Regions from separate parts of the Homo sapiens genome. Here region 1 is linked to region 2. Evidence: chromatin loops called from intact Hi-C (ENCODE). Cell type or tissue: prostate gland. All regions are shown on one strand. Links, peaks and the distances in the headings refer to the core of each region. The heading gives the core; the rest is flanking DNA. Region 1 overlaps PCBD2 (pterin-4 alpha-carbinolamine dehydratase 2). Region 2 overlaps PITX1 (paired like homeodomain 1).

Evidence for each region. A loop is a pair of places that touch in the nucleus more often than their neighbours do. Peaks named below come from ENCODE experiments on the same cell type or tissue, not always from the same donor. Only the 100,000 strongest peaks of a DNase experiment are listed, where the experiment ranks them.
Region 1: it touches region 2 in a loop (7-fold over the local background); 2 of 110 quality-filtered maps call a loop at or near these places.

The regions. Positions count from the first base shown.
Region 1 is chr5:134,938,179-134,954,305 of GRCh38, forward strand. The region is part of intron 2 of PCBD2 (pterin-4 alpha-carbinolamine dehydratase 2); the gene reads left to right. Among named protein-coding and RNA genes, the nearest start is that of CATSPER3, 22 kb to the right of the region's middle. In prostate gland, for the core only: no CTCF peak of the experiment used is centred there; no DNase peak of the experiment used is centred there.
Region 2 is chr5:135,012,433-135,028,559 of GRCh38, forward strand. PITX1 (paired like homeodomain 1) reads right to left here. Exons shown (of 3, transcript NM_002653.5): 3 at 15,302-16,127. Among named protein-coding and RNA genes, the nearest start is that of PITX1-AS1, 13 kb to the right of the region's middle. RefSeq lists enhancers at 12,503-13,702, 13,915-14,504, 14,614-15,299 and a silencer at 12,663-13,122. In prostate gland, for the core only: no CTCF peak of the experiment used is centred there; a DNase peak (open chromatin) is centred at 1,979; H3K27ac peaks cover 433 bases.

The sequences.
Region 1 (16,127 bases), core at 5,641-8,140, 70 kb before region 2:
AGTGCCTGTAGCTGCCATGCCTACGATGTCGCTGCCTTTTGGTATTTATCATAAGGCATGTCTCCAGATCCGTCATTGTTGCCATCGACTTTGGTGCCAGAAGTGAAACCAGTCCTGCTTCAGTAGACTTGCCTCTCATGCCTCTTTGCCTCCCTTTTAGAAGTCATTTTCTCACTAAGGAACAGCAGCAGAGACACTGAAGGAACCTTTTCTCTGAATGACCATTTTTTGTTTATAAAATGATGTGGGTATTGATGGAACTTCTGAATTTTATAGCTGATTTTCACCATATGACGAGGGTGTCCTCTCACCCTTTTGTGACCTTCCTATTCTGGAGAAGAGTCTGTGTGCTTGGGAGCTTTATGTGTTGGGTGGGGTACTTTGGGAACACAGGATTAGAGTTTGGATTAGAGTTTGACTTAGAATGGAAATTAACCTTTGACTTAATTGTGTGTGAGAGTGGAGAAGGGGGAGGGGATAGAGTTAGGAGGCTGTGAAGTTAGGAATGCTTGAATGCTGTCTGAGAGGTTTAGAAATTTTAATTACTTTAAAAAATATATACTTAGAATACTGTTAAAGGAATTTTTACCAGGTTTTAAAATATTGCATTAAAACTCAAACTATTTCCCATTTGTTTTGACGTAACCAAACTCATTTATTACTAACTCATAAAGTTACAAGGGGCAAAAGAAAGGTGTTGTACAAAAAACCATTTTAGCCATAATTTTTTAAGCTTTTAAATAAAGCAGGGCCTAGCTGCACATCTAAAATCCAAAGACTTTACTTAAATGGGATAATGTAAGTACTGGTTATATTAATATAGCCTTCATATTGTCAGATTTGTGAGCACGCATAAATCTGTTTTCTTAAATGTATTATTATAATTGTTTTTTACTCTTTTAAAAATCATGTTTGGAATATACCTGACTATACTTACTATTTAAAGGAAATATATTTAAAGAAAATATTGAATAGTATATTTTGAAAGAAAACCCCAACATGTAACCTTCCAAAAATAGACATTCCTAAGGTACTGTCATCATTCAGTACCGTCCTGTCTTCTTAAAAAGTGGTACACAGACAGAAGGTGCAGAATTTGTATCTTATTACAAGCTCATGTTAATGTAGTCATTTTTTATTTTCAGGTTTTGATGTTTTGTTGTTTTTTTTTTTTTGAGATTCTGAAGTTTTTAGAAGTTTGTATTTATAACTTTTTAAGCCCATGTAATGCATATGGGGCATCTGCTGGGCCATAGGAGGAATCTTCACTTTTGGAGGGTGTTTTTAGGGAAATCGGAAGCAGTCAGGAGAAAGAATGGTGCATAGTGCCCCTGTCTGTTCAAAAAAACCAGAGGCTCCTAAAATCCTGTGTAGCATCTACCATGTACAGACAACCTCCATTCTTAAAACTTTAAATGCATCTAAGGAAGGGACAGCCTTCTGCCTGCAATGAGCAACAGCTTCACATGAGACACCCAAGAAGGTTCAAAAATACTCTTTCTGGAAAGGCTGATACAGACATCTGTGACTTGGGGTCTGCCTCACAGTATATGAAACTGAAAGATAGATTGGACACTTAACTACCTTAAAGTTTTACTAGAGCTTGTAAAGACACTTCCGAGGTCCCAAAGAGGTCCTTTATGCCAGACAGAGCCCTCTAGATTCTTTCCCAACCACCATGAAAAACCAGCCCTCTCTTCCTAAACAATGTAATTGCTGGCATAAGGAGACCCCCACTCTGTAATAAGAAATTTTTTTTTTTTTTTAAATCACCAGGAACATGGCACTTTTTTCCTTATGTTGGCCATCAGGTCACACAGCGGGAAGAACACCTATCATTGGTCCACCCACTTCTTCCCATTATGGGAAGGCTGAGGCTGAGAGGGAGAAGTAACTCTCCCAGGCGAAAGAGCTAGACCTGCACCCAGGTACACCTTCCTTTCTCTATCTGTGGACTTCTGGTGTCACAGGACTATTTGAGTAATTTTCCATTATACTCTGCATGGCCCAGAGAGATTTAAAGTTAAAGCAGAGTACCACTTTTGTAAATAAAATGAAATCAAACTCTAACAATTGTAAGGCATGATTTTCCAAGCCTCCGGGGTTTAGGGCAAGTAACTGCTGCCGTCCCTGCCGGCTCCAACCCTGTTGGTCTCCTGAGGCCTGGTTCTCTGGGTTGTACATTTCTTTTAGAACCACCCCAGTTTATTTCTGACCTTGTGCCCACATCCCATAGTCATGGTGCAGCATATATATTTTTTTTTTTAATAACCCTGGATGTGCAGGTGGTCATATTTCCTAAGGTTTCAATAAAGAATGTATCTCAGAACACCAGGGTAGGAATGGCTCTTAAGTTTGCACTGGGTGCTTGAGGTAAGATTAGGCAGACCCAGAGGGTAGTGGAGACTTTGACCTTATCATGAAACTCTTTAAATATCATAATTTTGAAAACATAAGATATGAGGTATTTCAGAGCAGTACTCTATTCTCTAGGCACTAAAGATAGAAGTGAATGAAGCTCTTTTTTCCTGACTTCTCAGCCTCCTCACAATCCCTTGGTGAGTGGCCCTCTTTTGGACAAGTGCAGGGGCTGAGTGTGGAGGTTGAGTGTCATGTCCACAGACACATGTGACAGGAAGAAGTATTTTGAGCATAAGAACTTGGTTCCTGGCCGGGCATGGTGGTTCACGCCTGTAATCCCAGCACTTTGGAAGGCCGAGGAAGGTGGATCATGAGGTCGAGACCATCCTGGCCAACACGGTGAAATCCCGTCTCTACTAAAAGTACAAAAATTAGCGTGGTGGCGCATGCCTGTAATCCCAGCTACTCCGGAGGCTGAGGCAGGAGAATCGCTTGAACCAGGGAGTTGGAGGTTGCAGTGAGCCAAGATCACGCCACTGCACTCGAGCCTGGGCAATAGAGCGAGAGTCCATCTCAAGGAAAAAAAAAAAAAAAAAAAAAAGAACTTGGTTCCTGAGAAGTCTACTTTGAGGATCTTTCCACAGCACACACTGCCTGCACCTTGGAGGATTTGATGATGATATCCTTGCCATTTCAGTTTTGGTAGGTAGATTATTTGTTCTGACAGGTTTAATTGTCATTGTTTTGGCACACTAGACTGTTAATACCTGAATTAATTGGTTGCTTTAATAGGTGTTCAGCTAAAAGAGGACTTCATCATATTATCTAATGTTTCCACTGGGAGTTGAAAAAAGGGATTTTAAAAAACTTTTTCATTTATTCCATAAATCCCCAAGTATAGAATTGCTCTTCTAATTTTGCCCCTGAAACTGCAATGTATGTTGATAGAGAGTTCAAAGATCTTTATATTCAGAAGGCCTGGCTTTTAAAAGATATATTTGGTATACATGTCTCTCTTCTACATGAAACCATAAAATGGTTTCTAAAAGAGACAGTTACTCGCTGTATGTGAGACTGTGAAGCTTCTAAAAATAAGTAAAGAAAACCATGGTGCCACATGGAGAATGAGTCGGATGTTTTAATAGTATTTAGTGATTCAGGATACACAATTAAATGAATATTATAACAGTTTTGGAAAAAAGGGCACAGGGAAAAAAACTACGTAATAATTTTTTCTTTTTCTAAAACCTGTTATACTTTATCTCTTGTAATTAAATTTAAAAAATAAGATTATGGGGGCTGGGTGTGGTGGCTCACGCCTGTAATCCCAGCACTTTGGGAGGCCGGGGCGGGTGGATCACGAGGTCAGGAGATTGAGACCATCCTGGCTAACACGGTGAAAGCCCGTCTCTACTAAAAAAGTACCAAAAAAAAAAAAAAGTTAGCCGGGCGTGGTGGCGGGTGCCTGTAGTCCCAGCTACTTGGGGGGGCTGAGGCAGGAGAATGGCGTGAACCCGGGAGGCGGAGCTTGCAGTGAGCCAAGATCATGCCACTGCACTCCAGCCTGGGCAATAGAGCAAGGCTCTGTCTCAAAAAAAAAAAAAAAAAAAAGATTGTAGGAAACTTATTTTTGCTAAAATTTACTTTTAAGTAAAAGAAAAAAAAAATGGAAAAAGTATAATCTGACATCAGGGATTTGTACCTAAAGATGCACACATGGAGGCTTTGGAGCTGGACATAGGGGACTTGAATTTGCATCCCAGCCTCACTTTTTATGAGGTGCGTGACTTTGGGCAAGTGATTTAACCCCTCAGAGCCTCAGTTCTCTTCTCTGTAAAATAGGAATGATAAACCTGTTCACAGGGCTGCAGTAAGTACCTGGTCCAGAGTAGTTATTTTATAAATGCTCATTATATTTTCCCCTCCTCTTCTTCATCCTAGAACTGAATGATGAGAATCAGTGGTCAGAGTAATGACTCTGAGATACACTCAGATCCATAGTCAGCAAGAATCAAGTTATGTTCAGAAGGTACTACTTGATCAGAAAAGAGGCTATTCAGGTATTGCCATTGAGATGATGAAAATAAAAAAGTAATTTATGATTAATACCAAAATAGAAGGTAATCAGAGATATCCTGTTCCTTGTGTATACTAGATGATAATATTATTAGTTTTAAATTTGAACATTACTGTGTATGTGAGGGCACTGTGCTGTGTGATTGGTTCATATCATCTCATCTTACCTAGATGGGAAATGCAGCCCAGCCAAGTCATACAGCCTGCTTAAGGTCTGGGTTGAGAGCCCAGGTTTTGGATTCCTGGTCTGATGCTCTTTCCATCATATTGCATTGTTTCTGATAAAGTAAATGTATTTTTAAAATGTCTTATTCCTTTGCAAATCAAATACATAAATAAAGTAACTATCATTTATTAATTTCCTTATTGATGGACATTTAGAGTCTTTCTCATGGTTTTAGTACGGTCAGTTCTGTAACAAGCATCCTATGTCTCCTTGTGCATAAGTGTAAGAGTTTCCATACAGCATAAATCTAGAAATGGAATTGCTGGGATAACTTCTGGTACATGGATTAATAAAAATGAAAAACCAGGATTATGAGAAGGTCTGGGCTTGATGACATTCACATTATAGCCCAGGGACAGGCTGTTTGTCATCAGAAAACCCCTTCCATTCATGAGGCCATAGAAATCCATGGTGACCGAAGCACTTGTGACTTCGGAGCAGTGTGATCTGATTTTGAAGTGGTTTTGAAAACTGGGGACGGTATACATAAGGTGCAAAGATCACGGAAACATGAATTAGCAAGTGGGGCCTCAGTCTAGGTTACGAGTGCTTTAGGACAAAAAATAATCACTTTTAAGGAAAAGTCACTGTTGATAGCACTCAGAATGCCACCAGTATTGCAGATTTGTAATCTATTACTTTAAACTTTTACAAATGCTCATGGTGTAAAGTTCAGACCCAAGTTACTGAATGTCTGTTGCCTGAAAAGGATACTTCAAAATTATATTTTCCCTTTAATTTCCTGAATCAAAAGGCTCCAGGTTGTGACAGAAATGTCACTACTTGCTGTCTCCATTCCTGTACAGAGACCCACAAGAGACTGAAAAATGGTGTTGGTCAAGTTGTCTTGGGTTCTGTGCCTTCTGGGACCGGTAGGAATGCAGTGTGGACTGCAGTGGAGCTGGGGTTGGGGAGCAAATGCCTGGTCTGCTAGTACTGTCTCATCCACTTGTGTTTTAGTAATCTCATTGCTTTCAGTGGAGGGATCCTATTTTACACTGATCTTTATGAGCAAAGATAATTATATATATTTGCCTGGGTAAGCAAATTAATAAACTTGTAACAAAGTGTATCAGACCATTTCTTTGGCAAGACCTACTAGAACAGTTTGTGAAGCAGAGCTGCTTCCAATGGAGCATGAAAAGCTTTGAAAATTCTCAGCAACAGCAGAAAGCAACATTTGAAACCACCCTTAAAAAATTGTTTTCCTCTTCCCCAACCAAGTTTATAAAAATTTGGTCAGACAGGCGTTTTGTTTTGATTTAAAATATTTTCAGTGAATTGTTATCTGCCGAATGCACATGTGTTCCTGCACTTTTTCTTTCATGATTGAAACTTTAAACCCTTCCCTTAAGTTCCCCTAAAAACCTCCCTGTGCCTAGTAAGGTTTTGCATGTGTGAGGAGGGTGAAGGTATTTGGACCTTGGAGAAACTTTGCAATTTGAAATCTGCCTATGCAGTTGTACACCAGAAATGAACATGGTCAATGCCATATTGTGCTCTTTGTCTTTTTCTTCTACCAAGATTCCTCACCCCTAGGAGACGTTGGTTAATATAGGCATTTCGGTTTGGTTAATCTGATCATGAGTGCCCGTGAGCATGGCATGAGGCATGATTGAAGCAGTTATAAAAATTTGGCTCAGAGTTAAGCCCTATAATTTGTTTTAAAGAATTACCTCTTCAGTGACATTAAAAAAAAAAACACAACAACCCAAAAACAACAACCAAAAGACTGTGGTTTATAACACCACACCTGGTCCAGATTGTACTGGATGAATCCATATTTGCTTTGCCATAAATGATTTTGAGGGTGGAATTCTTGGACTGTTTTCTATCTTATAAACCCTTGACATTGTACTGGTACCTGTATGCTCACAAACCTCCTGACATGGGAAAGACCGGCTCAGCCTCCCACTGAAATGTAGGTTGGCTGCATTTATTCTGCATGTTCCTAGAATGAGGAAATGATATGACAATAAACAGAAATGCCCTTGCTGAAGAGAGAAGGGAAGCTGGTGTTTATCTGGTCAGGTGGTTTAGATTAGCTGTGATGCAGCTTTGTATTATGTTACTTTAAATCATTGTGTCCCAACAGGACATAAATTATGAAGATTGTTACAGTATGTTTCATCCTATGTAAGATCAACAAATTGGAATAATTTTTTATAGGAAAATCACAGTGCTTTTGGCAAGGCTATTGAAGCCTTTAATTTGACTTGAGTATGTCTCAAATATTATTGCTTAATATATAAAGTATGATTTGCATAAGGTATGAAATAATAAACTTGTAAAAACAAAAGGGAAGAATTTCCCTGTAGCAGTTGCATCAAATGGCAGTGCACTCCTCCTCCAGCAGTGTGCTTTTTTTGCCCTGATGGTTTAGAGCCAGTTGCATGACTTTCCTCTGATGGGATTGCAAATGAGCTGAGCAGTCTTTGCAGAGATGGAGCTTTGCTGTGTGCTGCGTGCCTGTCAACCCTACCTGCACAGAGAAGGTGATTGCTCCGTGGCAGAACAGAATGGGAGCCTGCTCTGAGGAGGAGAAAACAAATGATCTTGTTTATATACACTCAGGAAAACAAACCATTTTTCTTTCTTTCAGGATATTGTGAATTACTTATATAAAAAAAGCCAACCTCTCCAGAAACTTCCTAGATCAACAGCTGAAGTTAAGATAATTTATATAGAAATGCGGAAAAATTTGACTTAAGAATTTATTATTTTAAATGTTTTCTCTCTTCATTGCTATTTTCTGAATTACTAGCATAATTTGTGAATTTTTGACACAGAGACTTAAAATTTTTCATTTATATTCAAGATTCAGCTAAGTTTGGCTACACAGAACAAATTTTCTAGATTTTAAAAAAGTGGCATAAAATTACTTTATGTATGATTCCAGCAAATTGGAACCGCTTCAGTGTCCCAAAGAAGCACATTTTCTGCGCAAAGCACTGTGCATTTTTGTGAGACCTCCTCACACCCAGTAGTGATGTTAAGAAGTAACAGAGCCTCAGATTTACAGAGTAGTAGAGGCAAGAGAGGTTTAGGATTTGCTGAAGGCCATAGAATGAGACATAGCTAGGATTAGCATTTTTCAGGATATAAGGATACCACCCACCAGACTTTGTCTTTGATACCAAAAATAGGGTTTAAGTGCTAAGCTTACTTTCCTTTCTTTGTGGCTATAAGCCCTGGTATTTTTCTTTAACAAATAATTAAAATTATTATTAAATAAATAAATATACTTAAATAAGATTGTTTAAAACAAAAACAAAAAATCCCTACTTTCCATCTATAAGGGTAGGAATGTTTCTCTCCTTAAGCCTACCCTTATAGGTTGGGTAGGCTTAAGGAGAGAAAAATAACAGGTTAAGGATAAATCCTGAATATATTTGTGGTTTCCTTCAGCTCGATGTCTGAAGATTCTCACAGGTTCAGGGACTATTCCAAGTTTGCAACCTGTGTGTGGATTTTGAAACAAATACAGACAACTTATGAGACGGTTTCTTTGCTGGGCTTCTTGCTTGACACAGTTTTCTGAAACATGGCTCTGGCAGGCTTTTTTCTTCCATGGACACATTGCTGCCGTTTATCACTGAAGTTCCTCTGTGGAGTTACCAGGAGCTAATATTTGGATGATGTACTTTTCTTGCAGAAAATATTAGCAAATGTTGCAGAAACTGTGCTTTAAAAACTTTTAAAAGGGGAATGGATTCCCAGTTTAAAAATAAGCAAAAGAAAGGATAAACATGATTTCATTGATGGTGTGCAACTGCTTTAGAACATCAGATATTTTGTGATGTGAAATGGGATGATACTCTATTTTACAAAATGTGTACTGCTTATAGAAAATGTATTTACTGTACCACTAAGCCAAACTTAGGTGTTGCTTTGTTTCCTTAAAATATTTTTTGAGTCGCTGTGGCTGCCCCACAGATGATGGGGGAGTAGGCATTCTTTCTGCCCAGAGCACTTGTTCTCTTCCTCCACCCTTTTGGTTGTTATTGTAGCATCTTGACTTTCAGCTTAACACATCCCAACTTAAGCAGAAGCCCTTTTGCCTTCTCTCTCTTTAAAACTAGATCCATAGAAATTATTTTTATTACAGTAATAGGGCAAGATAGTTTTATGTCATATATAAACTGGAATTATGTAGTGTTAGTAGTAGTTATGTCTCCTGAAAGGAACCAGTTGATTATAAAGAAGAAAAGTTAGGGAGTAGACTGTCATTTTGCATGCTATTAAAAAAAAAAATTTTTTTTTTTTTTGAGATGGAGTTTTGCTCTTGTTGCCCAGGCTGGAGTGCCATAGTGCGATAATGGCTCATTGCAATCCCTGCCTCCTGGGTTCAAGCGATTATCCTGCCTCAGCCTCCCGAGTAGCTGGGATTACAGGCATGTGCCACCACACTTGGCTAATTTTGTGTTTTTAGTAGAGACGGGGTTTACTCCATGTTGGTCAGGCTGGTCTCAAACCCCTGACCTCAGGTAATCTGCCTGCCTTGGTCTCCCAAAGTGCTGGGGTTACAGCCATCGCGCCCGGCCTCAATTTTTTTTTTTTTTTTTTTTTTGAGACGGAGTCTCGCTCTGTCACCCAGGCTGGAGTGCAGTGGCGCAGTCTTGGCTCACTGCAAGCTCCTGGGTTCATGCCATTCTCCTGCCTCAGCCTCCCGAGTAGGTGGCACTACAGGTGCCCACTACCACGCCTGGCTAATTTTTTGTATTTTTAGTAGAGACAGGGTTTCACCATGTTAGCCAGGATTGTCTTGATCTCCTGACCTTATGATCCACCCGCCTCGGCCTCCCAAAGTGCTGAGATTACAGATGTGAGCCACCGCGCTCGGCCCCCTGACCTCAATTTTTAAAAATATATTTGGGCAGGTACTTTGTGTATCTTAGTGGTTCGGAAGCACAAAGTTGAAGCCTATGAAGTCGTTTTTTTTTTATATAAAGTAGAATTTCTTATAATTTTATAATGATGACAGTACCAAGGAGCTTAAATACAATTTTTAAAAGGATTGCTAAAACAAAACTAACTAAACTTTGGTAATCTTTGCAATACCTCTCACCTCATAAGACTCTGAAAGCCAACAAATAAGGATTATCAGCAGATTAGGGAAGAAAACCTCCAACAGGACTTTTCTGAGGCAGCTGATTGGCAATAATGAACAGCCCCAGTGAATTGCAAAGCATCACAAGTTATTTTGACACCAGGGAACTCTGGTAAGGGGCTTCTCTTGGGGTGGTTTTAAAACCAGTGCTTCTGTTTGCTTTAGGAGAAAAGAATGGGTAGAAAACTGGTGAAATGTGCTAATTCAAAACTGAAAGATTGTGAGAAATTTAAGAAAGAGCTAATCAGACTGGGCAATTGGTCTGCCCAATAGTAGCTGATGAAGATATGGCGAAATGAATTTAAACTTAGGTGCAGAGGAATTTGGAAACCGGTAGTGTCTCTTCAGGGAAAAGATACTCATAGCTAGTGATCACCTTGGCCAGAATGTCTTTTTGGTATACATCAGCTGTGTGAACTCTATCTAGTTAGAGAACTTTCACTAAAAATGAAACAGAAATGAAGGGCCTTTTGGTAAAATCGTGTGTAGAGTTTTTTTTTGTGGATGTAAACCCTGCCACCTGGAGAATAGTGGATTTATATTAATATACTCCTATCTAAGAGGAGTTTTCCTAGCCTGGGAATTCAGTAGAAATTTACTGATGTATTGAAAGTCCTAATTCTGCAAAAGAAAGTTGTTTTGCACCTTGCTTTTCATTTAACAGTATATGTTGAAGATGGTACCATGTCATTAGCTAAAGAGTTGCCATATTTTTTCAATTGGCTGTGTAGGCTATTATGGCAATTGCCAAGAATAGTGACTTGAAGCTTTTTTTTTTTTTTTTAAAAGGCTCTAAAATGCTACAGTATGAAAACAGCTTTTGAAAGCAGTGTTTAGAAGTGAGCATGCTATCTCACAGGTGTTGACCTGTTCAGTGACATTTAAAAAATGTACTTATTACCATGAGCTAAGGGGGACTCATTTCGTCTGGGGCCTGGAAGAGCAGGCAGCTTTTTCAGTAGCTTGTGGATGTTGTCTTCAGTGCCTGGAGAAGCCAGTTTTAATTTCATAGTTGGATATTCTTGGCCTGAGTTATTGGAAATGTTGAGCTCTGTGGCGGATCAAGTAGATGGCAAGTAGACTAGTGGCTTAGGATTGGTGGGAGTTGTGTCTGCCCCCAGACACACAAGGGACTGCACAGGGAATGGTCCTCAAGCAGGCCTTTAGCCCCACTTCCTCAGGGAGACATGAGTCACCTGCTTGGCTGAGATGCTCGCTGACAGATTGCCAGTTCCGCAAGGAAATCTTCCCGTGCCGACACCCACTCAGAGAAACAGTGCTAAAGATGTTTCTGGTTTTCTGAGCCTTGTAAAGGTGAATTTCTTTGGCCTTCAAATTGGTCTTCTGCTAGGTTTGGAAAGGAATTCTTCCTTTCCAGGCCACAGACACTATAATATCAAAGTGTTATTGATGATGATAATAATCACTAGCATTAACTGAGTTCTTAATAGAGTGCCAGGCATACTGTAAAGTATATTACATGAATTAGCTCCTTTTACGTATGGGGAAACTGAAACTCGTTTCAAAAGTTAAGTAACTTTTCTGAGGTCATATAGCTAGTGAATAGCAGAGCTAGGAACTGAACTTAGTTGACCAGTGTGCTAAAAATATGTCTGACAGTCCAGAGAAAAAAAGCATGGATTAAATACATCTTTGGTTGGATCTGTTCCTCACAGTTTAGTTGAGAATATTCTTGTGTTGCCTACAATTAAAATCTGACGTTTCCTTTGCAGCGGCTAGAACAGTTAACAGTGTTCCACGTGAAAGTCTTGGTGAGACATGTAATCATGTTCTGTGGCAAAGAATGCCTTTACTTGGTGCACTAGACAGTGTTTATGTGATTGATAAGTCACCAACACCAGGGGAAGGTCCTGTCCTGTGACATGTGCGTGCTTGGCAATGATCTTGCCTTGCATTTTGCTTAATAATTTTCATTATTTTTAATTAAAGTTGAAGAAGTGCAGACTCTAGCTGAAATTAAGGTAGGTTGTGTTGCCGGAATCTGGTAATTACTTTAATTGATCACAAGATAGTTTCCTTGATCACCAATTAGAGTAAATTGCTGATCATGTTTCAAGACGTGAAGAAATGCCCAAACTGATTTATGTAATAGTGTTTTCATTTGTAATCAGACATAAATATCATTTCCTTCCATAGCAATTGTGTTTTATAAAAGAAGGGTTATAGGCCTACAAACATAATGGTGATTCATAAACAATAGATGTCTAATTCATTGAATTAGTAAAGGAAGTATTTAGAGGCTTAATGGAGATTGTACTGGGGAAATTACTTTGGAGTAGCTGGTGCTCATTTTCTTAGTGGGAGATATGTTCTTTTTTAGTGCATAATTAAAATAGTCTATAATCAAAATATAAAAGGCAGCTGATTTAAAGAATGTATATCAAAGAGACTTGCTCTGAGTAACGAAAGATTTGTATTGTAAGTATGTGCTAGAAGTCTTAGAACTTTAATAAATCATACATGTTATTTGACTGAAGCTGTATTTTAAATTCAGGGTGCTGTTAAACATTTCACAGATTGATGCACGATTTTTGTCTTGGTTTTGTGCATCTGATAGTCTTTCATAGTTTCATGGAATAAAATGAAACAAAAGGAACTTTAAGAAAAATTAAAGTTCCCAAAGAATACTTGATTTGGGGTTCATGGAAAAATCTTTAATTGCTGATGGTTTGGAGATTTCCAAATGACAAACTTCATTGGCCCAATTTACTGTGATTGTATTGCTTACATTCCTTAAAATGGTAGAGTAACTTAAAAAGTCATACTTCATCATACATTCATTGACTTGTTCATAAAATGTTTGTAATTTGCAATAGAGGAAAGACTGAAACTATTATCAGCCATTATACGTTATTTGTTGGCCATATGTTTGTTTGAAATGGCTGTGGCTCAACAGAACATGGCTCATAGACAAACTATGCTGTAAATTGGCACTAAAAACCCACCTAAACAGGTAGGCATATGTTAAGAAGTTAACATGAGCCAAAATATTTTAATGTGAACCAGGTTATGTACATTAAAGGATTCCAGCTCCCTTTACAGTGGGAACTTCATTTGCATGTTGTTCATTTTTTTCCCAAACTAATTTTTAAAAAATAGATCAGGTATACACATGGTACGAATTCAAAAGGTACCAAAGAATGTAGGAAGTCTTCCTGTTTGTGATTCTCAACCATCCAGTTCCCACTCTCCACTCTCCTCATCTTTCACCATTGCTCCCATCATTCTTGTATATCCTTCCAGAGATATTAATGCATACACAAGCATATAATTTCTTTTCTTTCCTTTTTATATGCTTCATGAACTATTGTTATGCATATATTTTTTTTCATTTAGTAATGTATCTTAGAGGTACTTCCATGTCAGAGGATAAATGGTTTCCTTGTTCTGCTTAATGGCTGCATAGTATTCCAGTGTGTAAATGTACCATAATCTTTCTAATCAGTTCCCTGTTGATGGAGATTTTGCTGTTTCAAGTCTATAGCTATTACAGGCAGTGCTGCAATTACCTTTCTTGTAATTTATGAGTATGTCTGCAGCACAAATTCCTAGAAGTATTGTTTGGTCTAAAGGCATGGACATTTTCAGTTTTGACAGATAATGTCAGATTGCCTTCCATGATGATGATATCAACTTATATTCACCAGCAGCATGTGAGAATACCTTTTCTTCTATATCCTCACCAACAGAATATTAGCAAATATTTTGATCTTTTTCAAGCTAATAGGTTTAACTTAGTTTTTAATTTGTATTTACCATGATTGAGATTGAGCAGTTTTTATGTTTCAGAACCATTTGAATTTCTTTTCTGTTATCTATTATGTCCTTTGCTCATTTAAAAAATGGTGGTTGGTCTCATTAATATGTAGGAGCTTTTTATATGCTAAGGAAGTATATACTGCAAATATAATTTGTTGTTTATCTTTTGCTTTTGTTTGTTGGATTTTATTACCATACAGAAAAAATTTTTTTTGCCTGTCTTCTTCCTGCAGTACAGAAAAAAATTTTTCGTGTAGTAAGATTTATCTATTTCTTAGTAGTAGTTTTTTAAAGTTTTCAGGAAATAGAATTTATAAATTTCTTGTTAAGTTACTCTTAGATTGTTTTTCGGTGCCATTTTAAATGATATCTTTTCTTCGGTATATTTTCTAATTGGTTATTGTTTGTATGAGAAGCTGTTGACTTTTTTTTTTTTTTTGTCTTATTCTTGACTTTAATGGGAATTCTAGCATTTCCCTATAAAGAATGATGCTAAGAAAAATGATGCTGCCTTTGGACTGAGAATATATTCTATCGTATTAAGGAAGGATGCATCTATTCCTATCTATCAGCATTCCAGAGAATGTTTTCAGTACTATTTCTACTTTTTGGAATTGATTGAGATTTTCTTTGTGGACTAATATATGTTTAATTTCTGTGAATATTTGATGAGCGCTTTAAAAGTGTTATTCTCAGTTTTTAGAGTTTAAAGTATAGCAATTAGCTCTACCTTTAAAATTATGTTTGTTTGTTTAATCTGTCATGGGTTAAGAGATGTAAGTTAGGCTAAGTGCAGTGGCGCATGCCTGTAATCCTGCCACTTACAGGTTTAGAGGCTGAGGTGGGAAGATTACTTGAGGCCAGGAGTTCAAGACCAGGCTGGGCAACATAACAAGACCCCATTTCTACAAAAATTTAAAAAAATTAGCCAGGCATAATGGCACTTGCCTGTAGTCCTAGCTACTTGGGAGGCTGAGATAGGATGGATCCCGTGAGCCCAGGAGTTCAAGGTTGCAGTAAGCTATATTCGTGCCACTGCATTCCAACCTGGGAGATAGAGCGAGACCCTGTCTCTTAAAAAAAAAAAAAAAAGTTAATTAAAGTCTCCAACTATAAATGTTTCTATTTATTCCTATATTTCCTACATGGGCTTATTCAATGCCATGTTATTATTTGTAGTGTAGATATTTGTAATTATTTAATCTTCATTGGTGGATGCAAATTTATAAATGCAAATTACCCGCTTCAGGACTTTTAATGTTTTGCCCTAAATTAGCCTGTTCAATATAATTTATTAACAAGTTTTTTTTTTTGCATTTGCTTATGTGCTTTTATTTTTAATGATTGAATTTTGCTTTGTGATCCAGCGTGAAAGTTTTCTCTTTATTTTGATTGGTTGGATTTATGTTCTTTACATTTATTGATTGCACAGATGAGTTTAGTCTTATAAAACATGGCAGAACCAAAATACTTTTTTCTTCCTTATTTTAAATTATGATATGGACTGTGTTTTCTTTGTTTCATTTTAATTATGTTTTTCTTTACTTAACTGGGAATGTTTATATTTTTATTTTGATTCTTGTGGATACTATTATAACTATATATAGGTATATAACTTGATAGTACCTTATGGATAATATAGTATATCGTATATATATATAATACCTATATATAGTATTATATACATATATATGTACTATTATACCTATGTATGGTATCTACAAGATCCTATAAAATTATATACCTATAATTTTACATAGAAAATATAGTCTTCTATTTCTGGCTGGGCATTGTGGCTCACACCTGTAATCGCGGCACTTTGGAAGGCCGAGGCGGGCGGATCACTTGAGGTCAGGAGTTCAAGACCAGCTGGGCCAACATGGCGAAATCCTGTCTCTACTAAAAATACAAAAACAAAAATTAGCCGGGTGTGGTGGCACGTGCCTATAGTCCTAGCTACTTGGGAGGCTGAGGCAGGAGAATTGCTTGAACCTGGGAGGCGGAGGTTGCAGTGAGCTGAGATTGTGCCACTGCACTCCAGCCTGGGCGACAGAGTGAGACTCCATCTTAATAACAACAACAAAAAAAGAAAATATAGTCTTCTATTTCTTTATATAGCATTTATGGTCCCCCCTCAAAGCAATATTGAAATAATATTTTCTCCTACTTTTTGTTCACTGTTTAATTTTAGTTTATATTATTTTTCAGTCCTAGTGCTTATGTTTAATTAATTAATTAATCAGATACAGAGTCTTGCTCTGTCACCCAGGTTGGCGTGCAGTGGAGTATGATCATAGCTCACTGCAGCCTCAGATTCCTGGGCTCGACGGATCCCCCAACCTCAACCTCCTGAGTAGCTAGGACTACAGGTGCATGCCACCATGCCCAGCTAATTTTTAAAATTTTTTTTGTAGAGATAGGGTCTCACTATGTTTCCCAAGCTGGTCTTGAGCTTCTAGCCTCAAGCAGTTCTTCAACCTTGGATTCCCAAAGCGCTGGGATTACAGGCATGAACCATTGTGCCCAGCCTTAGTACTTAAGTTTTACACATTTAAGTATACTTATGTCTCTAAC
Region 2 (16,127 bases), core at 900-3,399:
CTGGCCAGCCCAGAGGCCTGGCAGTGCCCACTCTACACCATTGCTGGAGAGTATGCCCGAGGCCTGTCACCTTGGCAGTGCCACCTCACACAGAGGGGGAGGGGTGTTCTGGGACTGGGACCTATAGCTGGGTGCAGAAAGGCCCCATACCCACACTGGGGATTCAGGTTAGCAGAAAATGCATGGGGTAGAGCGGAGAGTGGCCACACAAACAGTCAGCCCTGGGTGGTGGCACCCCTGAAGCCACAGGACAGGGGCCGTAGGAACCTGTCCTCCTGGTTTCATCTATACATCCGACTGCTATCTACTGAGCTATGCTGGGTGCTGGGGCTTCTATGATGAGAAACCCGTGGTCTCTCCCTGGCTCTCTTGGTGCTCACAGTTTTGTAGGGAAGACAGTCATCCAGCCACTGAGGAAGTGACAATCATTGAATTCAGGGTGGGGGGACTGCGTAGAGAGAATCAGGGCCACATTGAGCATCATGAAAACAGTGTGAAAGAAGGATGGCTCTTCAGGGTGAGACCTGTTGAGGTGCTGTGGGGGAATCCTCTGAGGGCAGGAAATGCCTGGCCACTTCCGGCACGGAGAGAGCTTTGTGTCCATGCCCTGAAGCTGGGCTGGGGTAGATAGGGTGTTTGTGCCCCTCATGACAGGGGGAGTTGCTCTGGGTCTGACAGGTCCAGGGATGACGCCAGGCTTGGGGCTTCCAGGGGTGCTCTTGTGGGTGCAGCCCCATTAGTAGGGCAGGCAGGCCCCAGGCAATGGCTCCAGTTCAGGGCCGGGGCAAAGCAGACATTGCCAGCTGCTCACACAGGGTGTGCCAACATAGCCATGGGAACGCTAAAACATATCCAGCTACTCTCATCAGGAATCCTTGGAATTGCTCTAGGCATCTGAGAGTGAAAAAAAGATTTAAAAATTGGCCTCAGTGGGGCAAGGTAGAAAGTGCCATGGTTTTGGAGTTGGGACACCTGTGTTCCCTGTTAGGGAGACCTTGGGTAAAGTGTCTGGTCTTTCAAGCCTCACCTATTTCCTGTGAGAAATGCGATGATAAAATGACTGGGTGCAAGGATCAAATCTCTGTAAGGTGTGAGAAAAGAGGTAGTCAACTCATGGTTCACCCTTCCCCACTGTCAGCCCTGCGCCTCTGCTGGGGGCACGTGTAGTGGGCTGTGCTGGTCAGGGGCTGAGAAGGACAAGGCGAGCTTGACGCTGGTGTTGGTGGGGAAAGTATGGAGCTGAGAGCAGGATGCAGAGGTCATGAACTATACAGGGGTATGAATGGGTCCCAGGATGGAGCTGGTTCAGAATAGGCAGATGGCACGTCAGATCTGGAAGGCCTAGATCCCATGCCTAGGAAGGCAGACTTTGGGCACAGCCACCAGGGTGTGGTGTGGGAGGGTGCATTCGTCCATTTTGTGTTGCTATAAAAGAATACTGGAGGCTGGGCAATTTAAAAGAAAAGAGGTTTATTTGGCTCATGGTTCTGCAGGCTGTCCAGGAGGCATGGCAGCACCTGCTTCTGGTGAGGCCTCAAGAAGCTCCTACTCATGGTGGAAGGCAAAGCAGAGCCCGTGTGTGTCATGTGGTGAGAGAAGGAGCAAGAGAGAGGGGAGGAGGGCTACCAGACTCTTTTAAACAACCAGCTCCCGAGTGAACTAACAGAGTGAGCTCTCACTCATCACGAAGTGGGGGCACCAAGCCGTTCACAAGGGAGCCGCCCCCATGATCCAACACCTCCCACTAGTCTCCACCTCCAACATTGGGAGTCACATTTCAACATGAGATTTGGAGGGGACACACATCCAAATTGTATCAAAAGGCAAGCTGACTTTAAGGGCACAAGAAGAAGGCTTTCAGAGAGCAGAGAGCTGGTGGGGGCAGAGGTGACGTTTACAGGGCCGGCCCAGCACTGCTGGCAGAGCAAGCTGATGGATATTTGGCACAAAGTCACAAAGCAGCATTTCTGTTTGGCTCTATTCGCCTGCAGAGCAAACACGGCAGATTGGAATTCCCACTTGGGCTCTCACCAACTCAAACAGGCTTGGCCAAGACCTTTAATTGATTTGCTTGGGGCAGAAGTGGCTCTGCTTACCCACGCCTGGCTGTGGAAAGCAGGACCCTCCTCACCCTCCCCCGACCCTGGGATCTAGTAGGGTTGACCCTAAATGGCTCCTTCGTCTCCAGCCTGCCAGTCTGATGGTTTGGGGGCCACAGTGGGATACAGGGGACTTGGGCCCGAGTCTCCTCCTGGTCATGCCCAAGCCCTCCCCCAGTTCTTGTGGGATGGATCTGGAATTCAAGGCTGGAGGTGTTTGGAAGGTGGCTGGATTTTCTTTTTTTAAAACTGCTTTCTGATTCCACCAGCAGGAAGCAGGCCCTGTATTGTGGAGATCGAGGCAGTGATTGAGAATGTGAATGCCCCTGTCCATTCCAACAGCCCCTAGAAATCTGATACTGGGACTCTGGAGACCGTGCCCCTTGAGGCTTTCTTCAAATGCTTTAGCACACCTCCTAGAGCAAACTGGCCTTCAACAGGTCAGGTCTGGCTCTCTGGGCATCTCTGCCTGTGTCAGGCTTTGTCCCTGGCCCCAGATGGGTCTGCTGTGTTGTCCTACAGGCCCTCAAGAGAGACGATGGTTCTGAATTCCTGACTAGGCTACTCAGAAAAGAGAGGAGGTTGTTCTGATTATAGTCACAGGGGTTGGAAAGAGGGGAAGGAGATAAATGTGACGGTGCAAAAATCTATCAACACACGGGCATCCCCACTCTTCCCCATACTGTGCTACAAAGAATTTTGTCTGTGCTTGGTCGGCCACAGGCTACACCTGCCCCAAGTTCTATGTTTGACTTTATTGTAGGCTTTGTGTGATGTGGCATTAGGAGAATGGTGGAGAGCCAGGCCTGCAGAGCTAGAGGGAAAGGGGAGTATTTTTGCTTTCTCAGCCAGCTCCTGCATTCTCCTCCATGCTGGTCAATGGGCAAAACAGAGGGAAAGTTAAAAGACCAGCGAGGTTGGATGAAAACACAACAGGGAGCCGGGAAAATGGAGGGAAGAAGGAAGCAAAATCTGAGGGCTGAGAGTCTGGGAATTGTGGACAGCAGCTATGATATAGCTGGTGGGCATGTCCTGGAGACAGGATAAAGGAGGGGGTTAAGGTTAAGTGTCCTTGTGGGTTAACAGTGGGATCCCTATGGGTGTTCTTTGAGAGAGGCAAATGATGATTGGAATTATCTAAAAATTATTTTTGGTTGCTCTACCTTTTAAAAATGAAGCCCTATGGATAGATTAGACCAGGTGGAGTCTGGGTTATATTCAGGTTATATAAAAGATCACCCTGCATAATAGAGACCTACTGGGTTAACAGTGGGAAATGCTAAGAGGGCTTTCCATGGACTGAGCCCTTAGCTGGGATCAGGGGCCTCCAGGTGAAGCATACCAGAGGGTGGTGGCACCAGGTATGACTGTCTTCTTGCAAGATGAAACTAAAGTATCAGAAGGGAAGTGTGGAAGAAACCAGAAGGTGATGAAGAGCCTGTTTCAAAACTCTTGGGAAACTACAGAGTGACTGGGACCTGTGTGAACTGGTGATGGGACCATGGTGGTGTTCTCGCAGCAGCGGAACCTCGCTGCCCTCCAACTTGGCATTTGGGGAACACTGCCCCTGACTTCTTCTCTCTCCAGTGCTACTTCGATCCCTGGGATCAGGGCCTGAGATAAAAAGAACTCTTCAAAACTTGACGTTGGAGCTGGGCATGGTGGCTCACACCTGTAATCCCAGCTGCTCAGGAGGCTGAGCTGGGAGGAGTTTGGGGCCAGGAGTTTGAAACCAGCCAGGGCAACATAGTGAGACCCCGTCTCTAAAATGTAAAAAAAAGAAAAAGAAAAAAAACTTGATGCTGGCCCAGAGAAGGAGGGATCCAAACAGAGGTCAGGCCAGAGCTTCAACGGCACAGCCTGTTCTCCTTACTGACTGTGGAAATACTGCCTTCTGTTTTGCCAGTATTTCTGTTTATAAGATTTTTTCACATGTATGACTTCAATCACATAACAACACTTATTCCCATTAAACAGGTGGCAAAACTAAGGTTCAAAGAGGTGATGTAACCTACCCAAGGTTGTACAACTAAGGGGGAAGAACCAGGATTCACAACCAAGTGTGTCTGGCTCTTTAGCCACTGCTATGGTGCCACACAACAATCTTCCAAGGAATTGTTGTCCCCTTTTATAGGCAGGCAAGCCAGCACTCAGACTCACTGGGCCAAGGTTATCATTAAAGGGCAGAGTCAGTATTTGAACACAGGCCCCTCTGCTCTACTGCCTCATAGCAACCTTATTCTTTCTTACTGAAGCAGCTATTTTTTCAACTTTAAGAACCAAGCCATGATTCCCTTCTGAGAGGGGCCTAACTCTGAGAAGGGGGCGGTGGTTGCACAGACGGGTCTTGGTTGGCCAGTGAGTTCACTGGCACCTTCTCACTGCTTGGTCCAGGCTCTGAAGTCTGCTGGCCCTGGGAGCCCCGGGAGCCGGGAGATTGGGAGGACAGCAGGAAGAAATCAGTGTGTGCAGAAAGGGTGGTGACTGCGGCGTCTAATCAGGAAATTACAGCCTGGGCAGAGAGAGAGGTTTGGCTTGACATCGCCTTTCCCTGGGCTTCAGTACAGCAGGCCCACATGGTGGAGGCTTGGCTGCAGATGGGATGTGCTAAGCAGGCGTGAGCAGGTCACAGCAGGCAGGATGCACCAGCCTGGTCGGTGTCCGGATGCCCACAAGGCTGGCCCTCTAGGGTGGCGACTTGCAGGCAGTTTCCTCTGCCTGCCCTTGCACCCACTCATAACTCGATCAGCAGGAGTGGCAGCTGTGGGCATCTGGAAGGGGTGCCTTGAGAGACTCTTGGCTGGAGTTTTTTATCTGACCCTTGAAAAGGCAAGTGGAAAAGGAGAGAAAACATTATCAGGTGGAAAAAGCTAGCTGCAGAACTATACATATGCGACACCATCTGCATTAAAATGAAAAAGAAAAGGGAGAAATAAATAAAACACCACACATAAAGTGGCAGTGAGAGGTTTTTTTTTTTCTCTTTTAGGTGGCAAAGATGATAGACAAAACCTAGGATCGGGCCGGGCGCGGTGGCTCAGGCCTGTAATCCCAGCACTTTGGGAGGCTGAGGTGGGCGGATCACGAGGTCAGGAGTTCAAGACCAGCCTGGCCAATATGGCGAAACCCCGTCTCTACTAAAAAAAAAATACAAAAATTAGCTGGGCATGGTGGCACGCGCCTGTAGTCCCAGCTACTCGGGAGGCTGAGGCAGAAGAATTGCTTGAACCCGGGAGGCGGAGGTTGCAGTGCGCCGAGATTGCACCACTACACTCCAGCCTGGGCAACAGAGTGAGACTCTGTCTCAAAAAACAAAAACGAACAAGCAAAAAACCTAGGATAGGCCTGGGTGTGGAGAATGGACACCCTTGTCCACTTTTGGCAATGCAAGTAAGTGTGGCCTTCTCATAAGACAATGTGGATTAGATTTTATATGTGTGCTTCTAGGACCCAATCATTCTACTTCTTGAAATTATCCCAAGGAGCTAAATAAATGTCAAATGCACAGAGACACATGGATAAGGATGTTTACTGTGGCTTGTTATAATAGGAATATAAGGAATCACCTAAATGCTCATTGGTGAGGAACTGGCTATATTATTATGAATCCATATTTGTGGCCATTAAAAGTAATGATTTCTTGATAAGAAAAGATGTTCTTGATATTTTATTGAGTGAAAAACGTGGCTTTCTAGAGCAGCATGGGATCTGGCATCCTTTAAGTAATAGTGAGTGAGCATATAGAATGAGCATATAGACATTATGTCTGATGAAGGACATCTGCAAGGATAATCATAAAAATATTCATAGTGGTTTGGGGGATCTCGACTTTTGTCCTCACACTTTTTTGAACTTTTTGAATTTTAAGAATGAGTGTGTATTTTATGATCAGGAAAAACAACAGTTTTTACCTTGAAAACATTGTATGTGTGTCCCTGTGGTAGGTGGAAGGGCATTCTCTGCAGAAGGAACCAAATGCACAAAGGAAAGATGGCAGGAGCTCCGTGAGGGTTAAGGGAGTGCCGAGGTCAGTGTGGCTGCAGCCTGTGCTGTGGGGTGAGGGGTGGGGGGACTGGAGGCTAGGGCAGTAGACTGGAGCCAGATCCTGAGGGGCTCACATGCTCAGCGGGGCAGTTTGGCCTTTAAGGGATGGGAATCGTGGTAAGCAAAGCAGTGACCTGGCTGGATTTCATTCCCACTGCCTCTGAGGGTGGCTGTATCCCCCTCACTTGGCATCTAAGGCTCCTCTATTCTCTCTATTCTGTCTCTCCTTCCTCTTCCCATGCCTCCCAGGCCAGGGATCCTCTTTGCCTGGCTCAGTCTCACCTCTACTCCTGCATACCCATCCCAGTTCTGCCTGTCTTTTAAGGCTGAGTACCAGGCTCCCTCTAACAGGAAGCTTTCCCAGATTGCTCCCATTAGCCTTGATTTCTCCTTTCTCATGCTGTCACCCTTGACCTTTTGTATCCTACTTTGTATCAGACCTTAATTCCTCTACCCATAGATATTTATTTTCGTAGCACCAGCTGGGGAGGGCTGTGGACTGCAGGGTCGTCCCTGACACCTGGATGCCAGTGATCAGCCTGCCTGAGATATGCCAGCTTTAGAATCCTGATGGAGGGAGGGAGGAGGAGGGCAGCAAAGAGACCCAGCAGTTATTTTATGCCTATCTGTCACAGGCACAGTGCCAAACACCATATGTAACTTTTCACATTTTCCCCACTTTACAGATGAGGAAACAAGCTCAGAGAAGTTCTGTGGCAGTGAATGAGTGGTGGTGCTGTGAGTTAAACCCAGGCTCTGCCTAACTCCAAAGTTCGTGCTCTTAACCTCCATGATCTTGTCTCTGGCCCTCATTTCCCCACCACACCCGGAGGTAGGCTGGGCTGGGTGGGCTGAGGCAGGGTCTTCCTAGGCCTTGCTGGCCAGAGCAGGAGGCTGGTGAAAGCCCAGGACTTAAGGGACTTCAGAGGGGGACGTGGTTCCCTCTCACCCAAGGGGGAGCTCTTGACCTGCTGGAGGATCTGGGGCAGTGTAGCATCCCTGCTGGGGGCTTGGAAGTGCCACTACCCCCAAGGAAGCAAAGCAAGAGGCTTCCCTGGGGAACCTGTCTGGAGGGGAGGGAGGTTGGACATGTTGGTCAAGAAAGAGCGTCTTCACTCAGAAATCCTCCAGCAGTACGAGGTCAGTGAGATGAAAATGAGTAATTTTGTGCTTCTGAAGCAACAACCTACTTGACAGCAATATTTAATGGTCATATCCAGGGTCTTTTCAAACCCTGACAGGAAATCCCAAGAGGTAGGCAGGTGGGGCCAATGCCCGCTTGACAGAGGGTTACTGGGGTTCTGTGAGGTGACATCATGCCCTGGGAAGAGCCCAGCTCACGGGCTAGGATTTGGGCTTCTGGACTCCCCGAGGGGATCGTGCCCTCCTCCAGGCCCCTCCACCAGCCTGGGCTCAGTGGATATCCCTGCCTGGAGGGGCTGGGTGAGTCTCTGTGAGCCTGGGGGGCTGGGTGGGCTTCAGTTGCCCCACTGTGGGCTCTGGACTGTGGGAGAGTTGAGAGGCCTTGGTGGAGATAATGCCAAGCTTGGGAGAAGCCAGGGGTTCACCATGAATTGTGTGTGCCTGTACTCATTCCGGCCTTGGTGACAATAGGAATGCCAGCTTGGGGATGGAGGAAGGATCCTTGGCCACACCGTGCCTGGGGTGGGGTCTTTTGTGTAAGGGTATCCTTTATTGAGTTGCATTTACCCAGCGGGAGAGAGGTGTGCGTGTGTGTGTGTGCGCCTGTGTGGGCATGTGTGTGCACAAAGAGGCTGGAGTCTGGGTGGTGATGCGCATCCATCCCAGTGTGTCCTGGAAAGTTCCCAGATAGGCCACAGGAGGGAACGGTTTGGGGAAACCCTTGCTGGGCCCCGCCACAGCCTGGCAGGTGGTGAAGTGGCCAGCCACTTTGTGGCTACGATGCCTTAGAGAGTTTGCCAAGCACTTTCTGTGAAGTCATTGGGATGTTAAACCCTTGGTTCAATTAAATGGGTTAATAAGCATTGTCTGATTTTGATGAGGAATAATAATATAATGTGATAATAGCAATAATGGTGCTATTAGCTGCGATTATTACACGTGCTGCACTGTCCCAGGCATGGAGGGGGGGCGGCTTGCATTCCCGCATGCTCAGGCCGCATTTTCCACTCATAAAACCCCATTCTTCAAAGTCTTTCCAGCCCAACTCCCGATATCCATTTTCAGGACAAATTACCAACACTTAAAAAAAATTGGTCCATTTTGCGTGAAAGCCAAGTTCAAATTACTGTTACTTTCCCCTTTATGTTGGAAACTTAAAAAAGGATAGGGGTGGGAGCTGAGGGGGACACAGGGGACAGATACAGGAGGCGAGGCAGAGGAGGGGGAAAGAGAGAGAACGGTGTATGGATGAAGAAGAAAAAAGCGAGCCTTCTTGTTTCAGTAAAAATGTATTTCTGGAATGATGTTTCAGTTTACTCAGGCAGAAAAATTAGAAATGGTGTGCTTATTAAACAGGCTAAGTAAGCATGACTATTTTTAGTAGTGTAGTAAAACCTTGGTAATTTGGACCTCTTTAATAAAGATTCCATGATCATGGTGGCTGGCAGGCACACACTGTGTGTGTGTGTGTTGTGTGTGTGTCAGGGCAAGGTAGGGGTGCAGATCGGTTGCTGAGTTGGAGGCTGGGGAGCGGGGAGGGTGCAAGAAGGGACGGAAGGAAAAGGGAAGGACTCCCTCTTAGGAGAACCTGCTTCAAACACTGAACTCTTTTGCTTAGTAATCAAAGATCGTTATAAATTCTTCTCACTGAACACTTTTATTGGCACCTACTAGTATGACATCTGTTCAAAGAAGAATGTATTTGAAAACAAAAGTTTCATTTCTGTAAAAATCTGTAAAAGTTTACTTGATAGCTGTCATACTGGCCTCCCTCAAATGAGGCTGCATCCCAGGTAGGTGATGACTGGCACCTCAGTGGGAGGACAGGGGCAGTGGGCGGAAGGCTATTCCCTGTCCTGCGGGTCACAGGGTTTTGTATTTTTAAAATAATCATTATTTTATTTCATCATTGCAAAACTGATACATTGTCAGTGCAAAAAGACCTTGAAAGGAACAAATTTAAAAAATGCTCATTTTCCCCGTCAGAGGTAGGTGTTATTAACACTTTGTACATATCCATAAATTTCTCTGTGCATATATAAGAACAAAAATGGCACTGTGCTTAAGACTGTTTTGTTACTTGCCTTGTTTAGCTTTTTTGACAGAGAAGCTCGGTTAAGAAAAAGGGCAATAGTGAATCTATATTTAATTTTATGCCAAACTTACAAAGAAAAGTCATGCATCCCGGGTTGCTCTTTCTTGGCCACATAGTAGACGCTAGATAAAGGAAGTGTCCTTAATGGGGTCCCACTGCTATGCTGCATAGAAAGATGAAGAGTCAGGATGAGGGCCATGCAAGGGGTCAGCTATTGTTGGGGCCTCCAAGGGGCTGCTGGTCGAAGAGGATTCTAGGGAAAGGTTTGCCAAACAGTGAACACAGCCCCTGGGAGTCCTGGGAACCAGCCTCTAAATGCCTCTCTGGGTAACGAAGGGCATAAACACAGATATACTTTTGGAATAAAATTGAGGTAAAAATATACATAACATAAAATTTACCACTTTAACCTTTTAAGCTGTACAGTTCAATGGCATTAAGTACATTCACATTGTTATGCAACCATCACCACCATCCATCTCCAGAGCTTTTTCATCCTTCCTGAGACTCTGTACCCATTAAACAGTAGCTCCCCTTTTCCCATCCCTCAGCCCTTGGCAGCCACCATTCTATTTTCTATGATTTCACCTCTTCTAGGAACTTCATGTAAGTGTAATCACAATCTTTGTCCTTTCGTGACTGGCTTATTTCACTTATCACAATGTATTCAAGGTTCATCCATGTTGTAGTTGTGTCAGAATTTACTTTTTAAGGCTGAATAATATTCCACCATATGTATACACCACATTTTGTTTATCCATTCATCTGCTGATGGGCACTGGGGTTGCTACCACTTTTTGGCTATTGCGATAAACATGTTTTAGCTACTGCTGTGAACGTGGGTATGCAAATATCTCTCTGAGCCTCTGCTTTCATTTATTTTTGAGTATATACCCAGAAGAGAACTTACTGATCATATGGTAATTCCATGTTTAATTTTTTTGAGGAATCATCATACTGTTATTTTTTTGTTGTTGCTGTTTGTTTGTTTGTTTTTGACAGACTCTCACTCTGTTGCCCAGGCTGGAGTGCAGTGGCATGATCTTGGCTCACTGCAACCTCCAACTCCTGGGTTCAAGCGATTCTCCTGCCTCAGCCTCCTGAGTAGCTGGGACTACAAGCATGTGCCACCATGCCCAGCTAATTTTTTTGTAGTTTTAGTAGAGACAGGGTTTCACCATGTTGGTCAGGCTGGTCTCAAACTCCTGACCTCAAATGATCTGCCCACCCTGGCCTCCCAAAGTGTTGGGATTACAGGCGTGAGCCACCGCGCCTGGTCCATCGTACTGTTTTCTGTAGTGGCTGTTCCATTTTACATTCCCAGAAGCAATGCACAAGGGTCCCAATTTCTCCGCATCCTTGCCAACACTTGTTATTTTCTTTTTTGATAATAGTCATCCTGATGGGTGTGAGGCGCTATCTCATTGTGGTTTTGATTTGCATTTTCCTAATAACTAGCAATGTTGAGCCTCTTTTCATGTGCTTATTGGTCATTTGTATATCTTGTTTGGAGAAATGTCTATTCAAGCCCTTTGCCCATTTTTGAATTTGTTTTTTTTATTGTTCAGAAACACTTTTAAAAGCGGTGCCAAGAGCTGCCTGTGCTGAAAAGGAGTGAGCGAGTGAGTGGCAGAAGGGAAGATGCAAGAGAGAGGACACAAAGGAGTGCAGAGAGGGGGAAAGGGTCAAGATTTGTTTTGTGGAATGTGGGGGTGAGGGAGGGCCTTCCCTCAATTCTTTTTTTTTTTTTTTTCTTTTTTAGATGGCGTCTTGCACTGTCGCCCAGGCTGGAGTGCAGTGGCACTATCTTGGCTCACTGCAAGCTCCGCATCCCGGGTTCACGCCATTCTCCTGCCTCAGCCTGCTGAGTAGCTGGGACTACAGGCACCTGTGACCACACCCAGCTAATATTTTTTTTTTGTATTTTTAGTAGAGACGGAGTTTCACCGTGTTAGCCAGAATGGTCTCGATCTCCTGACCTCGTGATCCACCCGCCTCAGCCTCCTAAAGTGCCTCAATTCTTTTATTCAACAAATATTTATTGAGCATCTACTATGTGCAGACACTTCTGAGGGGTTGCTGTCTATACCTGTTTGACTCAGTTCACCATGCTGGCTGTCTGACTACACTGATCCTGTTCAGCTGCCAGGGCCAGCCTCTGGGAGGCAGTGCTTATAGTCACAGCCCATTGACTCTGCAGTCAGGCTAGGGATTGAGTCCCTAAAGTGGTGTGGTACAGCTTAGGACAGGTTACATGACCTCTTTGAGCTCCCCATTTCCCATTTATAAAATGAAGCTAATAAGAGAAATGAAACATGTCAAGTGCAGTGGGGGACAGCACAGAGTGAGACATATGCCTCAGCCAGCCACAGCAGCTTTCATCCCCTGTGAGGGCCAGCCTGCCCTCTGCCTCCTCCCTGCTCCACAAGCAGCTTCCTGCACCCTGACCTGCTCCTCAGCAGTGGTCTGATTCATGGAATTGCAGCCCCTCCAGCCAGGGCTCCAGTGGCCCTCTCTCGTGAGTGCTCTGCAGCTGCTTGACAGGTAGAGGTAGACACCTGCCCTGGGCAGTACCAGCCAGTCAGGAGGCAGGACCCAGGAACCTGCAAAAGCAACGTGGGAGTGTGAAGAGTGGGGTTCCCCTGATGGGAGAGGCAAGGAGGCAGGGACCAGCAGGGGCTGGGGGGGTGGCCTCAGGGTTGGGGGGGGTCTCCCCATCTCGGAAACAGGAAACTTGTAATCCGGACTGACGTGGGAGCTTGGATTTTGTGATTGAGAATTCAGGGCCCTTTCTTCACCAAAAAGCTGCTCTGTGCCTCTGTCTGCCCCTACCCCAGGGCTTCCTCTGTCCCTGATACCTGTACGCTTTGCTGCTGTCACATAGCCCGGAGCTTAGGAGGGCAAATCCTAGGGCCTGGGGCCTTTTCAGTCTCAGTCCTGGAGCCCAGCTGAGTCTAGCTTCTTGAAGAGAATTCTAATTTTTTATTTCCTTTCCCTCCTGAATACAAATGTGATTCATGTAAGGGTAATGTACAGCACAGTGGGTGCGAGCGCAGGCCCTGGTCAGAGGGTCTGAGTTCAGGTGCTGCCTCTACCCCTCATTAGCTGCCTGTGCCATGTTGGGCAAGTTACTGATTCCCTTTGAGCTTCAGTTTCTTCCCGTGAAAAATAAGGATAACAAATCCCTCCCTCATGAAATTGCTCTGAGGAGCTTGCTGGGGCCTGGCGCTCAGGAAGAGCCTGCTGTTAGCTACTCATAACATGATATGCAAACAAAAAGAAGTGTCCAGGCATCCTTGCCCCATGGTGCTGGGCGCCCCCAGAAGAGCATGCTGGGGTGAGTACCCCTGCTTCGCCCCCTGCCCCGCGTCCTGTCCCTGCTCATCTCTTAGGGTATTGACTGGGCTCTGCCTCTCCCCAGAGGCCAGGTAGGTGGCAGGAATTGGGTCTGGTTCCTCTCCCAGGGCCTGGCCCACAAAAGATTGGTGGGGAGATTGTACCACAGGACAATAGGCTGGGTGATCGAGGGCCCAGAATCTAGGATAGTTCCTGGGGTGGGGTGGGGGTGTGGCCAGGAAGACTGTCAATCATGACTCATATTCAGGACACCCTGCAGAGGTGGGGACGGAAAGCTGAGCTGGGAAAATCCCAAATGACGTCTAAAGTGACCTGTTGAGAAATTTTGACAGGTAAGTCCTAATAATGCAGAAAGCGGGGAATAGGACCTCAAGAGGAGAACCAGGGCATTTCACTTTAATAAAAGAATAGCAATACCAGCCTCACAGGGCTGCGTGCAGGTAAAGGGGCTCATGAATGAGGAGTGTACACTTAGCTTGGGGCTTGGGGCCTTGTGTTGGTTCAGTCAGCATTGGAGCTTGGTACTGAACATAGGGATGGAGCCACCTCCCCAGAAGGGCCTTGCCTGACCACCTGGTTTAAAGTGAGACCCCCTTTACTCTCACAGCATCCTGTTGTTTTTCAGCCTAGGTTGTAATTACACACGTCTATTTACTTGTCCAGCAGAGCGGGGGCTGCGTCTGTTTCCACTGCTCCATCCTAGCACTGACAGCAGGGGCACAGTCAATGTTGAATGAATGGCGGTCTCCTCCCCGTCTTCTTCAGGCAAAGCTGGCTAGGAATTCTGCCTTTTTTTTTTTTTTTCCAGAGGATTGGGCTTTCAGAGCCCCCTACAGTCTCTAGCCCCCTTCAGAGATGACCCTGCAGCCGGAGCAGCGGGGAAGGTCTGCATGCTGTAGTCTCTGCCAGCCACAGATGGGTGGGAACAGCTGGGAGGGGCCTGCAGCTGGGTCTTTCACTCACCTGCTTGGCCACAGTCCTTGATGGATGACGGGGTCATTCTGGGACTACTTCTGCCCTTCGACCCGTCTGCAGCTGTTTGGCCTGTGGCCCCACAGATACACTGCATCTCCACCTGAGCCCTGTGTGGCTCCCCTTGCACCTGGTGCTAGACCTGACTTTCGGGACAGGCTTCCTTTTTGCTCTTCACTTTCCTCCAGCCCGCCTCCTTCTAGGTCTCCCCTGACTCCTGCCCTCAGCTGAGACCAGGGCCCTCTGGCCTTGGCAGATGCGTGAGGCTGAGGGAGGCCCTGAGTCCAGATGTGGTTGTGTTTATGTTCCCAGAGAGTGAGGGGTCGGAGCTCTGGACTGGAGCCGCTGGGGGAGGGGTGGTCTGGCTCCAACACCCTGCCCTATTCCACCCCCACCCCCACTAGCCTGTGTATCTGGCCCTGTCCATCTCAGAGCTCCACACTCCAGGTCTCACAGCATCAGGCTGACCATCCTCCAGGGAGGACCTCTCTTCATTCCTCATCTGAAGGTGAGAAAACCAGTGGAAAGATGCCTGGCTTTGGAATTAAAAAACCTACTGGCTCAGTGTGACCTTGGCCCAGCTACAGAGCCTTGGTTCCATCTGTAAAATAGGGACAACACTCCTGACCTCAAAGGCTGTGTTGACCTGGCTTGAGAATGTGTGCACAGGGCTCTCCAGCTGTCAGCTCGTGACTAGGCCTGTGGCTGTGCCCTACTCCTAGCTAGGGCTTGCCTGGGTCCAGGGCAGTGCCAACCCCCATCATAAGGTGATTCTAAAGCAGAATATCAACCCCTCCTTCCTCCCCCACTGCAGCTGCAAACATTTTGTTTTGCCATTAGAAATGACTTACTTAAGGGAAGCAGAATTTTACAGGCAGTTTACAGGCTGGTCTTGTTCAGTAGTTTCCAAAAGCCAGGGGAGGGCGGAGGCGGCCAGCAGTCCCCACAAGTTGGGATGGATTGGAAGTGAGAAGTGAGTCCTGTGTGACGGACACTTTCTCCTGCACAGCCGCACGCCCCTCGGTGGGCTCTCGGCACGTTGCGGGCATTAGGGAGAAAGGCAGCGGGAGGCCCTCGCTATACTCTGATAGATCCAGCCCCCTCAGTCCTCCTGGAATAGCCTGGCCCTGGCTCCGAGGAGAGAAGAGGGGCTGTTGCTGGGCCCACAGAAGAAAAGGCAACCCCAGGCATAAAGAGGCTCTCAGCAGCCCCTGCCCGAACGCTCCTGGCAGGCAAGGGCCCCATAGCACCCTGGGGCCTCGAGGGTCACCGCAGACCCGGCCTGGGAAGAAACCCGTAGAGTCCCGCAGCCGCGGAGGGAGGGGGTTCTCGCTAAGGCGTCCCGCGGACAACGCCGAGAGGCACAGCTTAGCGGGTGCGCACCGGACAGGCTCGCAACGCAGGACGGTGCCCTCATGGGAGCCAGGCTGAGCAGGTCAAGAATGGTGGTGGGGAAGCGGGGTAGGCAGACCTCGGCGGGGGCTGCCTCGGCGCTCTGCTCCTACCCAAGGGGCCCGGTTCCCTTTCTACCCACAGTTCCCTTTCTATCCGCCTCCCTCCTCAGCCCAATGAAGCAGTCGGGGCTCAGCAGTGCTTAGCACGCTCGGACTATGGTTTTAATAGACGTACATGGACAAGTCGATATAGACAGATTTATTACAGTCAGTCCAACATACACAGGGACGCTGTAAACAGGGGCGCGGGCCGGAGAGCGGGTGTGCAAAGTGGGCGCAGGGCCCTGGGGCCGCGCCCCTTGCTCTGCCGGCTCGACTCTTGCACGGCGGGCGGTGAGGAGGGGGCTGTTCGCCCAGACAGAGGGCCACCTCCTAGCCCGGGAGCAGAGCAGAGGGCCTGGGCCTGCAGCTAAGCTCAAGGCTGGGGTGTTCTGAGATGGACCTCCCCCACCTCCCGCCAGGCCCGCACTGCCCGCTGTCGCTCCGTGGCCTTAATATAGGGCTCCGGGGCGCGGGGCCAGCGAGGCTCTACCAGGCGCGCCGGGGCCGTGTGCGGCTCCACTGAGTGCCCGATCCTGGGCTGGGGGCACCGTCCCCCCAAACCCAACGCCCGCCCCAACACGGATCCGACTCGAGCTAAGGCGCTCTCGGCCGGGCCTAGCTCGGAGAGGGCAACTTGGTTTGTACGGGGTCGGGAAATCCTAGGCAAGTCCAGGCCCCGCACATCCAGTCCGCAGGCCCGGCCACTCAGTCCGGATCCAGCGCGGCGGGGACGCGGGATACGAGGTCGTCCTCCCCCGGCCGCTGGGCCTCGGCGCTCGCCTACCGCGCCGCGTGCCCTCCGCGGAGTGGGCCTCCGGGGCCCGTGGGAACACACACACCACCCGCGCCATCCCGAGAGAAATTGCAACTCATCCATTTTTTCGCGGCACTTTTCTCCGACGTCTTTTTGCTTTTTTTTTT